Regions from separate parts of the Mus musculus genome. Here region 2 is linked to region 1. The links are chromatin contacts, found by Hi-C or POLR2A ChIA-PET in ENCODE. All regions are on one chromosome and are shown on one strand. The core of a region is the stretch at or near the end of the contact, and the rest is flanking DNA. Distances in the headings are between cores, read along the strand shown.

The links. A loop is a pair of places that touch in the nucleus more often than their neighbours do. ChIA-PET counts read pairs that join two places held with the same protein, here RNA polymerase II (POLR2A).
Region 2: a map of left cerebral cortex shows a loop between it and region 1 (5-fold over the local background). The contact joins two enhancer-like sites. A Hi-C loop is called at or near these places in 1 of 37 maps with a recorded cell type or tissue (left cerebral cortex). POLR2A ChIA-PET finds 5 or more read pairs at or near these places in 1 of 5 experiments (Patski).

What each region holds. Positions count from the first base shown.
Region 1 is chr16:29,815,865-29,822,169 of GRCm38, reverse strand. No RefSeq gene overlaps it. Among named protein-coding and RNA genes, the nearest start is that of Gm46567, 5.5 kb to the right of the region's middle. Within about 2 kb of position 4,640, at least 2 of the 3 ENCODE cell types and tissues checked have a DNase peak (open chromatin) inside an H3K27ac peak, as active enhancers do.
Region 2 is chr16:30,022,653-30,029,042 of GRCm38, reverse strand. 9030404E10Rik (RIKEN cDNA 9030404E10 gene) reads left to right here. Exons shown (of 4, transcript NR_045878.1): 3 at 2,568-2,698. Among named protein-coding and RNA genes, the nearest start is that of 9030404E10Rik, 14 kb to the left of the region's middle. Within about 2 kb of position 4,207, at least 1 of the 3 ENCODE cell types and tissues checked has a DNase peak (open chromatin) inside an H3K27ac peak, as active enhancers do.

The sequences.
Region 1 (6,305 bases), core at 3,391-5,890:
ATTAAAGAGCCATTTTATCGTCCACATTAGCCCATCTCAGGTGCACAGTAGTTACAGACAGCTGACGGCCACCCTGCCAAACAGCTCAGACACAGACCATTCTTGTCAAGACAGAAAGCTCTGATGGCTACTTAGGCCTTGACCAGTGCTGCAGAGTGAGAGGGAACAGGGGCAGGGTGATGGAGTGTTTGTGTCAGCATGTCCTTGTCTCTTGTGTCAGCACAGCCAGAGACTTTGTAAAGATTCTGGACCCCCTCAGAACAGAACCCGAGAGTCTATGATCCCTTTTTCCTGCCTCTTCACTGTACTACAGTCTGGTCTACGACTTCTGGGCCGAATGCGAAGTGGAACTTTTAGGACATCACACCGATAGACTTGAGCAGAGGATGAGGCCACGGTGGGTTCAGAGTGCTGGACTCTGGGAACATAGGCTGCGGCCATCAAATGTGTGCCTTGTGGCTTCCCTCCCTATGCCCTGTTAGCTTTTCTGGCCTAGGTCCTGCAAACGGTCCTCTCCAGCAGCAAACCCCATGCCTTCCCTGTGAGCTAAGACAAATGGGCTCATTCAAAGAGGAGCAGGGTGGATGCCCTCCTGAGAGAACTAAAAAGGAGGCCCAAGGGAGAGGGGGAAGGGAGGATAGCCCATGTCCCGCCAGAATTCCAACTATGCTCTGGACAGGCAGACGCGGGAGGGCTGCCAGACAAGACCATGTCACCAAACATCTTAGACTGTCATTTGTTTAACCTGGGTTGTTTTATAGGTATAATTATATTTATTGTATAAAGCAATGGGTTCTACTGTAACATTCTCATACTGTTATAAAATACAGTGCGGCATGACAGGGGACGGGGGATAGGGGATGGGTAGTACATGGTGGGCCTATGCCAAAGTTTCCCTTGAGAAATTACACCATGCAACAGACCTGATATATGGGAGGTTATTTAGGGGAAAGAAGGGGGTGAGGGCCTGGAGAAGGGATAGAGGCAGGCAGATGGGAGCAGAAGCATGGGGCCCGAGACAGGGGTGGGTGTGGTAGGGATAGGGACACAACGTGGGACAGAGAAGGACAGAAAGAAGTATGTACCACAGCCCTACTGGGGCAAAGAAGGGAGGTCTGGTGTCTGGTGTCATGCCGAAGCGGGAGGGGACTGGAGGGCAGAAGCCCCCCCCCCCCGCCCCCAATGGGCAGGTGTCTCCATCCCTCCTGGGCTTGCACATGATGGGGACCCAGTTACCGCTGGCTCCTGCTGTAACATGCCACCCAGCTGTTGTCTCGTCTCTGCCCTTGTCACATGGACCACGTCCGCCTTCACATCCTTCACAGATGCCACGACACTGAACTCTGAAACTGGAACTCTGTGGGAAACTTGTCCCTGATGCCTTTGAGCTAGTCCCCAATCCTCAGCAGCCCTGCAGTGTGACACTGATCGTGTACAATGACCATCCAGGTTAGGAAGGGACCTCCCGGATTCTTCAGTGTGTGTGCTGTACCTGTCTTGGTTGCAGACAAACTGAGAGGGACTCAGGAATCACCCCCTCTTCCCCTCACCACCTTCCACATTCTTCCCCATTTTCCCAGAATTTCTTTCACTTAACACCTAGGCCCCTTCGCACTTTCACCCTCTGCCTCTCCCTGGGAGTGATTTATTCCACTTCCTCTGCCCCTTGAACTCTGGAATCTCCCTCTGGGTTTGGTTGAGAGACAACCTCCTCCCCAGGTGTCAGACCTGATGCCTGACCCTGATGCCAACGAGACCCTCTTTTCTTAGCCAGTGACACTGTCAGTATAGTAGATGCCATTGGCTGGGGTAAGCCTCCTGTGACAGGAACTGACTGGATGGCTCCTGTAGTCCCCCACTGGCCTGTGACCAATGCTGCTGTAGAATTTAGGCTATACACTAATGCTGCTAATTTGGCTTTTAAACAAGCGGTCTCAGAAAGAGGCGAACATCTACTCATCAAAAGATAATAACATGTTTGCGAGTACAAATAACTAAATAGATGCAAATGAAGACACCCCCTCAGGTTGGCTTTTCATCTTTTAGATTGCCTGAAGTTTGCAGTACGGACGCTGAGGAGGTCGGTGACCCCAGTTGCTGTCTTGCTGCAGGGATCCTTCAAAACCGACTTGACAGGCTCTGCCAAAAGTTTAACTGTGCAAAGCTTTTGATAAAGTCACCCCTGGGAATTTTATTTCTTACACAGAAGTACACATAAATGTATTTAACAGGGCACTGTCCCCAATAAGGAAAAGAGAGCAAGCCAATACATGCTCAACAAAGGGAGACAGTTTAACTGTCAAAGTCAGTTTAGAGGAGTGTTTAAAGGATTTTTTTTTTCAGTGAGATACAGACCCTTATGCTTGTATGAAGCCTTCCTCACAGCAGAAAAAACCATCTAAGTGTTTTCCCTCTATTTCTGCATTTTTTTAGACAGGGCCTCCCTTGATAGCCCATGTTGACTGGAAACTCACTATGGAGTCTTGAATTTTTGATCCTCCTGCTTCAGGCCACAGGCATTCACCACTAGTCCATGCCCAGGTGTAATGTAAAGATATGCATATATGTTTATGTATATAATATATTGTGGAAGAGTTCGCAGAAACTCTTAGTAGTATTAGCTCTGGGGAGAGTGCCTGGAACCGGGGGTAGGACACTCACATGTGCTCTTCTTAAGTGTTTGCCTGTTTTGGTAAGGGTGTAGATTTAGATTGCAGTGTTTATGAAAAGGAAAACTATTTTTTAAATAATTGATGAGAGGAGCTAGAAAATTTGGGAATCAAACTAAAATAGCAAGGTTCATCACTCACCCAACATGGCCATATTATTTATAGACTAGACAATGATTTTCCTTAGAAGGATAGCTTCTTTGGGTGTCCCGTGGCCTTCAAACTCTGCCCAAGGTCATTTGCTAACAGGAGGAGGGAGGAAGTCCTTGCACCACGTACAGGGAACGCCTGGAGAAAGGCCTGGATTCTCAGAGTCAGTAAAAGGAGGGTTTGCTCATCTTATTACAGATTTCAGCTTGAGGTTTAGAAATTGTGATCCCCATTGTGCAATTGAGGAAACAGGGTCAGAAACCGAGGTGCCTTGATCCAAGTTACACAGCTAATCAACGGTAGAGATTACAGTGGAGTCTTATCCACCACAAGGCCCGTATTCTTCCACGTGTTGTGACATCTCAGTGCTCTCTGGCTTCTGGAGTCTTGGGTTGGTAAATGTTGATTATCATCTCCATAGCAACAGTCCTGCTCTGCACCCTCACCCCACATACCTCCCTCACTTTCTGTACTTCTCATTAGCCTCAGGGCCTGCTCCCTTGGTGAATAAAGCCAACTGCTGTGAGCCCTAACATCCATAATCTCCCACACAGTCTCCAAATACCTTTATCTGGCCACACTCCCTATTATTGCTGCAAGTCCTTCTTCAGCCTTTCTCTCTCTCTCTCTCTCTCTCTCTCTCTCTCTCTCTCTCTTTCTTTCTTTCCTTCTCTCTCTCTCTCTTTCTTCCTTCCTTCCTTCCTTCCTTCCTTCCTTCCTTCCTTCCTTTCTTTCTTTCTTTCTTTCTTTCTTTCTTTCTTTCTTTCTTTCTCTTTCACATTTTTTATAATTGTATGCTCAAAAAAAAAAAAAAGATGAAAACCATACTTGAGGTCCTCTTCTCTTCTATTACTTACATACTAGAGTTCAAAGTTCACCTTCTTCCCATATACATATTTCTGGTACTTCTGTGAAAGCCTGTACACAGTCGACCTTACAGTTCTTTAGTTAAAGAGCACAGGACGCTGACTCCATCTTTCCGTGTGAGAGGATTTCTATCGCAGGGTCTATAGAGCTCAGGGTAGGTTCCTAACGATGAGGTGTAGGACAGATGGGTCATTCCAGTTCTAAGCAGGCTACATGGCTTGTCCAGACCACCTTGTTCCACTGGAGGACAGCCTGGGATGATTCTTACCCTCTATAGTAGATACTAACACATAAAGGGTTAGATTGACCACTGTGTGTAACACCAAAAACTTGTCAGCCTATACCACACTCATGAAGGTACCGAATCAACCATGGCAGCCCAGTGTGAGTCTACAAACTTAATCTGAAAAGCATCCATTTCTGTTCTTATCTTCTCCTACTCCTAAAGCTGCCCAAGACAAGGAATGTGCATATTGTCTGGAACTTAGCAAGCAGGACAGTACCTGTGTGTGTGTGTGTGTGTGTGTGTGTGTGTGTAACTGGGGCATTATTTAACACGTTTTCCTAAAGGACATTTGTTTCCTTTGAACATTTACTCTTTTGCCATTAATTTATGTATTCACTTTACATCCCGATCACAGCCCCCCTCTCCTTCTAGTTCCCCCTCACATAGCCCCTCCTCTACTCCCTCTCCCCTTCTCCTCTAAGACGGGGGGGGGGGGGGGGGGGGACACGGACTCACCCTGGGTACCAATCCATCTTGACATATCAAATCCCTGTCAGACTAGGCACCATCTCTCCCACTGAGGCCAGACAAGGTATCCCGGTTAGGATCCACCGGCAGGCAACAGAGTGAGGAACAGCCTCAGCCTCCGCATGACCACACCATTTTAGTTTGATGTGCTGAGATACCAAGGAGCCTGACAATTGGAGCTTAGGGACTAGTTGGAGTGGGGGATGGGCAGAGAGATCCAGACCCCCACAGAGAGCTAATGATAGCACCTAGGACAAGGGCATCCATGGAGCCATTGCATAAACAGAGAGGTGGTTGGAAGATGGAGGATTTAATAAGGAGGAAGACAGAAAGCGCCCGCACAGCGCTCCGCACAGAGTAGGTGTTCAATAAATGTCAAGGAGTCTGATTCTCACATCAAACATCCAGCTGGGCGAACGGTGCACAGAGGAGGGAGGCTGCCTCTGACAGCCACGGTTCTTCCTCCCCCACTCTTCCACCATCTGCTCCATCCTGGTCGGATCATGAGAAACACATCGAGTTCTTTCCCTCCTCCGAAGGGAAAAGCTGCTCCTTATGCCAGGAACCCCGTGTTCCCAGATCTTGGCAGGGCTGGCTCCCCCTTGTCCTTCAGGCCTCAGGCTAAATGCTACCTCCTCAGAGAGGCCTTTTCTAGTCACTTCTCCCTCCAGGGCTCTCTGTCACATCATGCTTTTATTCCTCCTGACAATTGGCAGGAGCTGGAATGACTTGGGTTGGCTTCTGTGCCTGCTTTTTGTCCCAATAGACTTCAACCTCAGAAAGAGAAACCAGCTGTGTTTCTCATGGCTGGGACTCCTTAGGCTAGATGTGCTGATGCCTGGTTGGCATGTGGTCAGTCCCTGGGCAGATGATATAGTCTCACAGGCGAAGGTCTATGTGACCAGGGCCTCACAGGGAGAACCGGAGTTTACCACAGGAAGTTAGCAGAGAGGTCAGGGCTGGTCAGTGTTGCTCTGAGCCGCTCTGTCCAGGGGAAGACAGAGCTCTGAGTCCAGAAACAGCATTAGACATTTGAATGGAAATGCTTTGGGGTGACATGGAAAGGCGTGGGTGCCACTAGTACAGTTATGGCCCCTCCATTGAATTGAGGGCTTCCAGTATCCTTCTGAGCGAGATGTGTGTGTGTGTGTGTGTGTGTGTGTGTGTGTGTGTGTGTGTGTGAGTGAGTGAAGGGGGGAAGGGACTACCTACTGGTCAGAAGAGATCTTATCCAATGGCCAAACCTAGTTTCCAAACACAATTCTTAACAAAGATTGTAAGAATTGCCATGTGTTGGGCAAGCACTAAGCTCCAACCACTCCACTAGCCATTTCATGTACAGCATTCTATTTAAGGCTCAGACATCACAGGAGATGTCATTATTCAGTGTCCGAAGGTAAGTGGGAAAGAGTGACTAAGATGTCTGGGGTCACAGAGCTGGGCCATGAGGAAGAGAAGTTCAAACACAGCTGCCTCCTACTCCAAAGCCAGTGCTCTTAGCTACAATCTTTCTGGGCAGAATTATCTCACAGGTGAATCAATTCATTGAGTTTGGCGCAGTCCTTGCAGACTGAGTCATTCTAAATCAGACTGCCCGAACCTGTTCCTCTCCCGGAAACTGATCCCTTAACTGCCAAAGTCAAGGCCAAGACTCTGGAAAACTCTGGTAACCTGACAGTGCATTTGCTGTGCCCTTTCCCAATTAGAGAGTTGTTCTTCTCTAGGGCAGAAGAACCACAAGAAGCAGGGTTTAATTACCGGACATATCTTGCTTTGCTCAGCCCAGGAGGGGCATGGTTAGAAACTCAGAGAGGCAGGCACACTGCTCGGAATGCCAGCTCCTGTATTCAGTAACCACATGACCT
Region 2 (6,390 bases), core at 2,958-5,457, 210 kb before region 1:
TGTTCTTGCTTTTGTAATATGTAAAACTATATGATTCTAAATGCTGGAGGTGGTGTAGGTGAGTCCGTGCATGCATGTGTACATGCGTGAGTGTGTGCTGGTGTGTATCCAACACTCTTCCATTGAGCTAGGCTCCTCTAGAGACTTGGTACAACTGAAGGTGGGAGGAGCTGGTGGGGCAGGAAGGATTAGCAAGAATAGCTTAGCTGCCTTTATCTATAAATCCAAGGCTCAGGACACAGGGCTGATGTGTCTAGGGCCTGTGGGTACTACCATCAGACCAAGGGACACCTCCAGTTTCATCACTCCATATTAAAAAAAAAAATCACCTAGAGAAATGGCTGAGTGAAATTTCTGCATACAGGGAACCTTCCTAGCCAGGGCAGCCTCCTCCCTTCAGCCCTTTCTAGAATAGGTAATGGCCCAAGGAAAAATGGCCCAGCAGGAACTCACTGGCACCAAAGACTCACATTGTCCAGAGCCCTCTCTCTAGTTGCCTAGACAGGGGCCTGTGATCTTTCTTGGCCTCTTCTCCATGGGCCTGAAGAAGCCAGAGTCAGCCCTGAGGGAGGCTTGAGGAGCCTGCAGGCTGGGCTCAGCAGCCTCAGCCCCTAAATCATTCATGCAGGGGTGGGACAGGCCAGGCGGCACGAAGGGGATTTTCATAGATTATATTGAAAGAATTACAATGGTTCGGGAAAGTAACCGGGTTCCCACAGTGTCCGGTCACTCCTGTGGGGGCTGTGGGAGCCGGGCCTGCCTGCCTCTTTCTCTCTGAGCAGCAGCACACACAGTTTTTTAATAATTAAGTAACTTTAATTGTCCTGGGAAAGCTTAGCTTGCCTTGGGGCATGCTGCACAAACTCATAATGTTACCAAGAGAGATTAACAAATGAGGACTGAGAAATGATTCTCTTTTGAAAAAGCGCCTCACTGTTAAGCCTTATTATCCAAAGTTTAGAACCTCATTTATCTGCTTTGGGGAGGGGGGTGATGGGAAGGGGGGGGGGCAAGGGACAGACACCCAAGACCCAGAAACTAATGCACATGAAATTAAAACTCCATGCCTCTGCAATGCAGCCTTGAGAACATCAGACAGGAAAATGTTGCCATTTATTGATTGCATTCCGGTGACTGAGGGAAAATTCAAGACAGAAGAATTAATAAATAATAGCATTAATAAACATCCATTCTTCTTCAGTGCATCTGTTGCTTAGAAGAGATCTCACCTTAGCGTTTGGGGGTAACTTCTTCTCTCTGGTTCTTTTAAAGAAAATTATTCTAAATTCTGTGATACCACCAGTGTGATTGGCACACGAACAAGCAGTAAATAATTGATGAACGAATGAGCACAGCAATGAAAGGAGGAAGGACCTCAGGAAAAAAAAAAAAAGGATTGTCCTCCCACAAATATACATGGTCAATATGAAGGACAAGCAATAGGAGAGCATTACAGTTCGCACACAAGGAGCCCAAGCTGGGAGACAGGACATCAAGCGTGTGTCACACTAGCGGTGACACAGCTGGGGAGGAAGGGTGGAGAAGCTGGAAAATTAGGGTAAGAGGTCTGAATGTCTAATTAATAGCCCCTAATAGTTTGATTCCCCTGGACTGCGGCTATTTCCTAACCAAACCCTAGCCACTCTGTGGCACGGCCCTGGAGTCTTCTTCCGTTCACATCATAAGTATTTGTATCCTAAATGGTAAGTATCCCAGTTTTTGTGAGCATGGGTGCAGGCTTTCCTTCTCAATAGTCGATCTATACTGACTGGCTGTGCTCATGTTCCAAGGACCATGGAGCTACACTGGTAGTTCTCAACCTGTGGGTCCTGACCCCTTTGAGGGGGGGTCAAATGACCCTTTCACGGGAGATCGTCAGAAAACACAGATATTTATTTAATTTATGATTCATAAAAGTAACAAAATTACAGTTAGGCAGTAGCAATCTGTAATTGCTGCTTCAAAAGAATTATGAAAATCATTTTATGGTGGTGGAGGGAGGCAGTCATCACCAGAGCCTGAGGAACTGTGTTAAAGGGTTGCCGCATTAGGAAGGTTGAGAATCGATCTAGATGGACAGAGACTTTTTGGCTTTGGATCTGGAGTTTCAATTATTCCCTTCTCTCTGAGCCTCTGTTTCCTTTTCTATGAGATGGGCATGGAGATGTGGACTCTGGTGTGTGTGTGTGTATGTGTATATGCTGTGTATGTGTGACAGACAGCAGTAGAAGTTGCTGGTAGAGTTTTCCAGGGACTTCTATGGGGAGATCATTTTGAGGGGTGCTTCTTTCCTTCTATCATCTGAAGCTTCGGGTGTACCCCAGTTCTCACTCTGTGTGCCTCAGATATGGCTCAGGTGGCCCCTCCTTATGAGTACTAGAGTAGGAGCCAAGAAGCCATTTGTCCTATAGTGTCACCTTGACCGTGCACAGATGTCCTTGCCTGACATTGCCTTCCCGGCCTGTCAGTCAGTGTTCACAGAGAGTCAGGTGGCTTAAACAAGGAGAATGGCCGATAACACTCGGGGTCTATATGCGTCACAACTAGGGAAAGTCATTGTCTTCCAGGTTCTTTGTGCTCTTGTGTCACCTAAGGGCCTTCAGGGAGCCACAGCAGAGCTCTACGACATGGAGGTCCTATGCATCTGGAAACCAAGGCTGTGAGGATTGACGCGCCTGGTACCAGGAAAAGCTCCCAGGTGCGTGGCTGGCTGGGCTCTGCAAGGCGAGCTGACTGATGCTGAGCACCTGTCAGGGAGAGCAGTTTCTGAAAAGAACTAGTATTACTACTAAGGACCCCAGCCGTCCAACCCACTCCCAGCATGAGCTATTATAAAGAATGTGTGTGTGTGTTTCCTTTATCAAAATGGTGGCAACTCACGCAGAAGGGCTGCTGCGTGGTCATTTCATAACTCCTATACTTGTTACTGGGCCACTCCGTACAGGAACACAGAGAGCAGTGCCAGTCTTTGTAAATTTCTTCTTTTGTTAAATTTTTACATTTTATTTTATGTGCATTGGCGTTTTGCCTGCATGTACTTCTGTGTGAGAGTGTCAGATCTTGGAGGTGCTGATAGTTGGAAGGACAGAGGTGCCATGTGGGTGCTGGGATTTGAACCCTAGTCTTCTTAATAGCAGTCAGTGCTCTAAGCTGCGGAGCCATCTCTCTAGCCCCACACCAATCTTGGTACATGGCCCATTAGCATTTCCTTTTATTTAACTGTTAATTTTTTCTTTTTTCTTTTATGTGTATGGGTATTTTACCTGCATGTTTGGATATGTACCACATGTGTTTATCCAGGCCAGAAGGCATTGGATGCCCTGGAACTGTTGTGAGATACTATGTGGGTACTGAGAACTGAACTTGGGTCTTCTGGAAGAGCAGCCAATGCTCTTAACCACTGAGCCATCTGCCCAGTTTCCCAAAATGATTAGCCCAGGTTGGCATTGGACTCATGATCCTCCTGCCTCCATCTTCTGGCATATCCTATCAGTGTGCTACAACAACTGGCTTAATTTTTTTTTGCCTACTGATAGACCTTGGGTGGTTTTGAGTTTGTTTGTTTGTTTGTTTGCCTGTTTGCTTGTTCATTGTTTTAATGACAAACTTGACATTATCTGTCACTGTAATCTGGTGCAGTGAAGATTGTGGGGGACAGAACTCTGAGGGATAAATGTTTCTGTCCTTAGTTTGCTAATTAATTGTTTGACTTTGGGCAAGTATCACTGCCATTGTGGGCTTTGGTTTCTGTCAGACGGGACCACTGAGCCCTGTCTGTTGTCTAGTGTCCCTCATAAGATTCCTGTCTCTTACCCCCCTGAGACTCCCCAAGTCCCAGATGCAGTGGGGGCACCACCGAAAGGGACAGTCCCAGCTACAGCTGTGGGTGGGGCAGCCCGGCTGGGTGATGGGGTAAGCCTCTCTCCTTGCTCAGCTCTGTGATGCAACGCTGGATTCAGACAAGTTTGGCCTTGCTTTCCCCTGGGTCCAGCATGATTCAAGGCCTGTAGCGTGGCTTCTCAACTGGCTGATGAGCTCCAGACACCTCTCTTGGCAATGGTCTTAACGAGGTCTCTGGGAATGTCTGGTTACTCATGTGTTTTGCAAGGGCAGCAAGAGCTGAGAGAGAAGGAGGCAGCTAGCGTGGCTTCCTTCCTGAGTTAATGACTTCAGCCTCGTGAATGACTCATCCATTCTGTGCCCAGGAGAGCTGGGTGGTTGAGCTGGGGCTGGGGTGGCAGGAAGATGGGTGACGCCAGATGTGGGGGCGTGTCCTTATCCTCCTTGCATGGCTTTGGGTCTTGATGCTCTCTTTAAGGGTGTCAGAATGAGGCTAGGTGTTCTACTCAGACACCTCTCTCCGCTGTCTACTCAGAGGTCACAAACTTCCTCTCTAGTCTCAGCTTCAGTCACGCAGGAAAAAGCTAAGTGCTTCGGGAGGAATCCAACTGGAGAGGGACGAGTGCCTGTTGTCTGCTTAGGTACATTCTGCTCTGTACCTAAGGGGGCCTTTTTCACATTAACCTTTCACCCAGAGAACTGGGATAAGATCTACATTCAGGTGAACTATAGAAGAACTACTTCTTCGAGGGATGTCCACACTACCTGGCTGGCTTCTTCACCCCTTGTATCTCAGCCTATTGTAGACTCCAGCGCCAATGGGAGCGGGACTGTATATACCTGCTTTAGAGCGGCGTGTGAAGCCTCGTTCTGTTGTTCTTTCCTTAAGGGTGCATCTGCCAGGCCTGCTGCTGGCCCTGCTCCCTGTCTTCCAGTGGGTGTTAGTTATTGTCAGTGGCACGAGGACATGCCCATGTTGTCATATCCCTATAAGCTGCATGTGGGCCTCACATATCAGGTCTCCCTGTCCCCTGTCCCCAAAGTCCTAAGATGTGCCTGTTTAGTCTGGGAACGGGTTCTCCTGGTTCCTCTTCCCCTAGGTTCATGTTGAATTCTCCCTGAACACGTAGACCCTTCGAAAAAAATGGTTCCCTTCCCATTAGCTCTTTACTGGGATTTGTGACATCCCATAGTCTGTCAAGGATGGGAAGGACACCATGTGACATGGGTGCTCGATTGCTGAATAGGTTGCTATCCCAGGCAAGCCCATCTTACTCTTAAAACTGAAACTGCTCTTGCCCTGTCTCCAGTCACTCACAGGACGGAGCCTGGAGAGTGCAAACCTCATCAGGTATGAGCAGATCTGTGGCTCCATCAGCGTCCCGCCCCAAACATGAAGACTGCAATAGTATTGCAGAAACCGTCCCATAAGAAAGAAATCTTCGTGATTCAGGACAAGGCATCCTGCTTGGGCTTTCTCTTGGGCTATCCCCACAGACTGACTTTATATGTTCGGAGTAGACAAAGGAGACTCTAGCCAGGAGGTAGGGAAGCAGGCCTCTACTGAACGGGAAGTGAAAAACGAGAAGCCTAGGGCTCAGTATAAGGTGTCCTGAAGAATGACACCCCCATCTGAGCCTTGGGTCTGGGCAACTGCCTCTTCTGCTTCCTGTCCCCCACCATTCTGAGGAACCGAACCAACATGTGTGTTTTCTGAGACGAGGGGAAAGCCAGTGCATTGCACACTAGGGTCACCACGCTGGCTGGCTCAGAGAGTACCCCCCTCCCAAGCTTTCTAATCTTTTCTGTTCTGTTCTCGATTCCCCCCCCCCACCCCCCTTCCCCTTTGCTGTGCTTTTAAACTCCAAATTACTGCAATCACAGGGCATGGGTGGTATTTTTCTCTTTAGAAATCCTTTTCCAGGCAAGTACGTAAAAGATGTTTTCATACTTTGGGCTGAAAGGGAGGAGAGGGATAAAAAAGGCTTAGTTCCCAAGTTGAGTATTTCTCTGAAAACAGCCTTGTGAATGTGAATGCTTGGCCTGTCAGGCTTACTTCAGAGAATCATGGCATCCTGCCTGCTGAGCCTGAAGACCTGACAAGCTGGCGAGGGTGTGTGTGTGTGCTCGGGGGGAGTCCCGATGGCTAAGCTAAGGGGATCTGAGAAGGGCAGGAAAGCTGTGTGCCACATGATGGGACAACAGGGAGCATTGCCGGGAACACTTGCCGGGAGCACTTGCCAAAAGAACTGGGTACGATCTCATAAAAGGGGCTTCCTCAGACTCAAATTGTACAAAGACACAGACAAAGCCAGATGCCAGCCCACGGATACCCCCAGGACTGCTCTGCAGGAGCACGTAGGCACTGCCACATAGGCATTTAAACCAGCTGGTGAAGCACATCTGTGCCAACATCCTCTAACAGTAGTGACTTACAAAGAAATGGCCCTGTGCAGGTTGCTTTGCTGAACCTAATTTTCCTTCCACCAAGGGACTGGGAGCGGGGAGGGGCAGGGGTAGCAAATACTTCTGGAAAACCACCAAAGAACT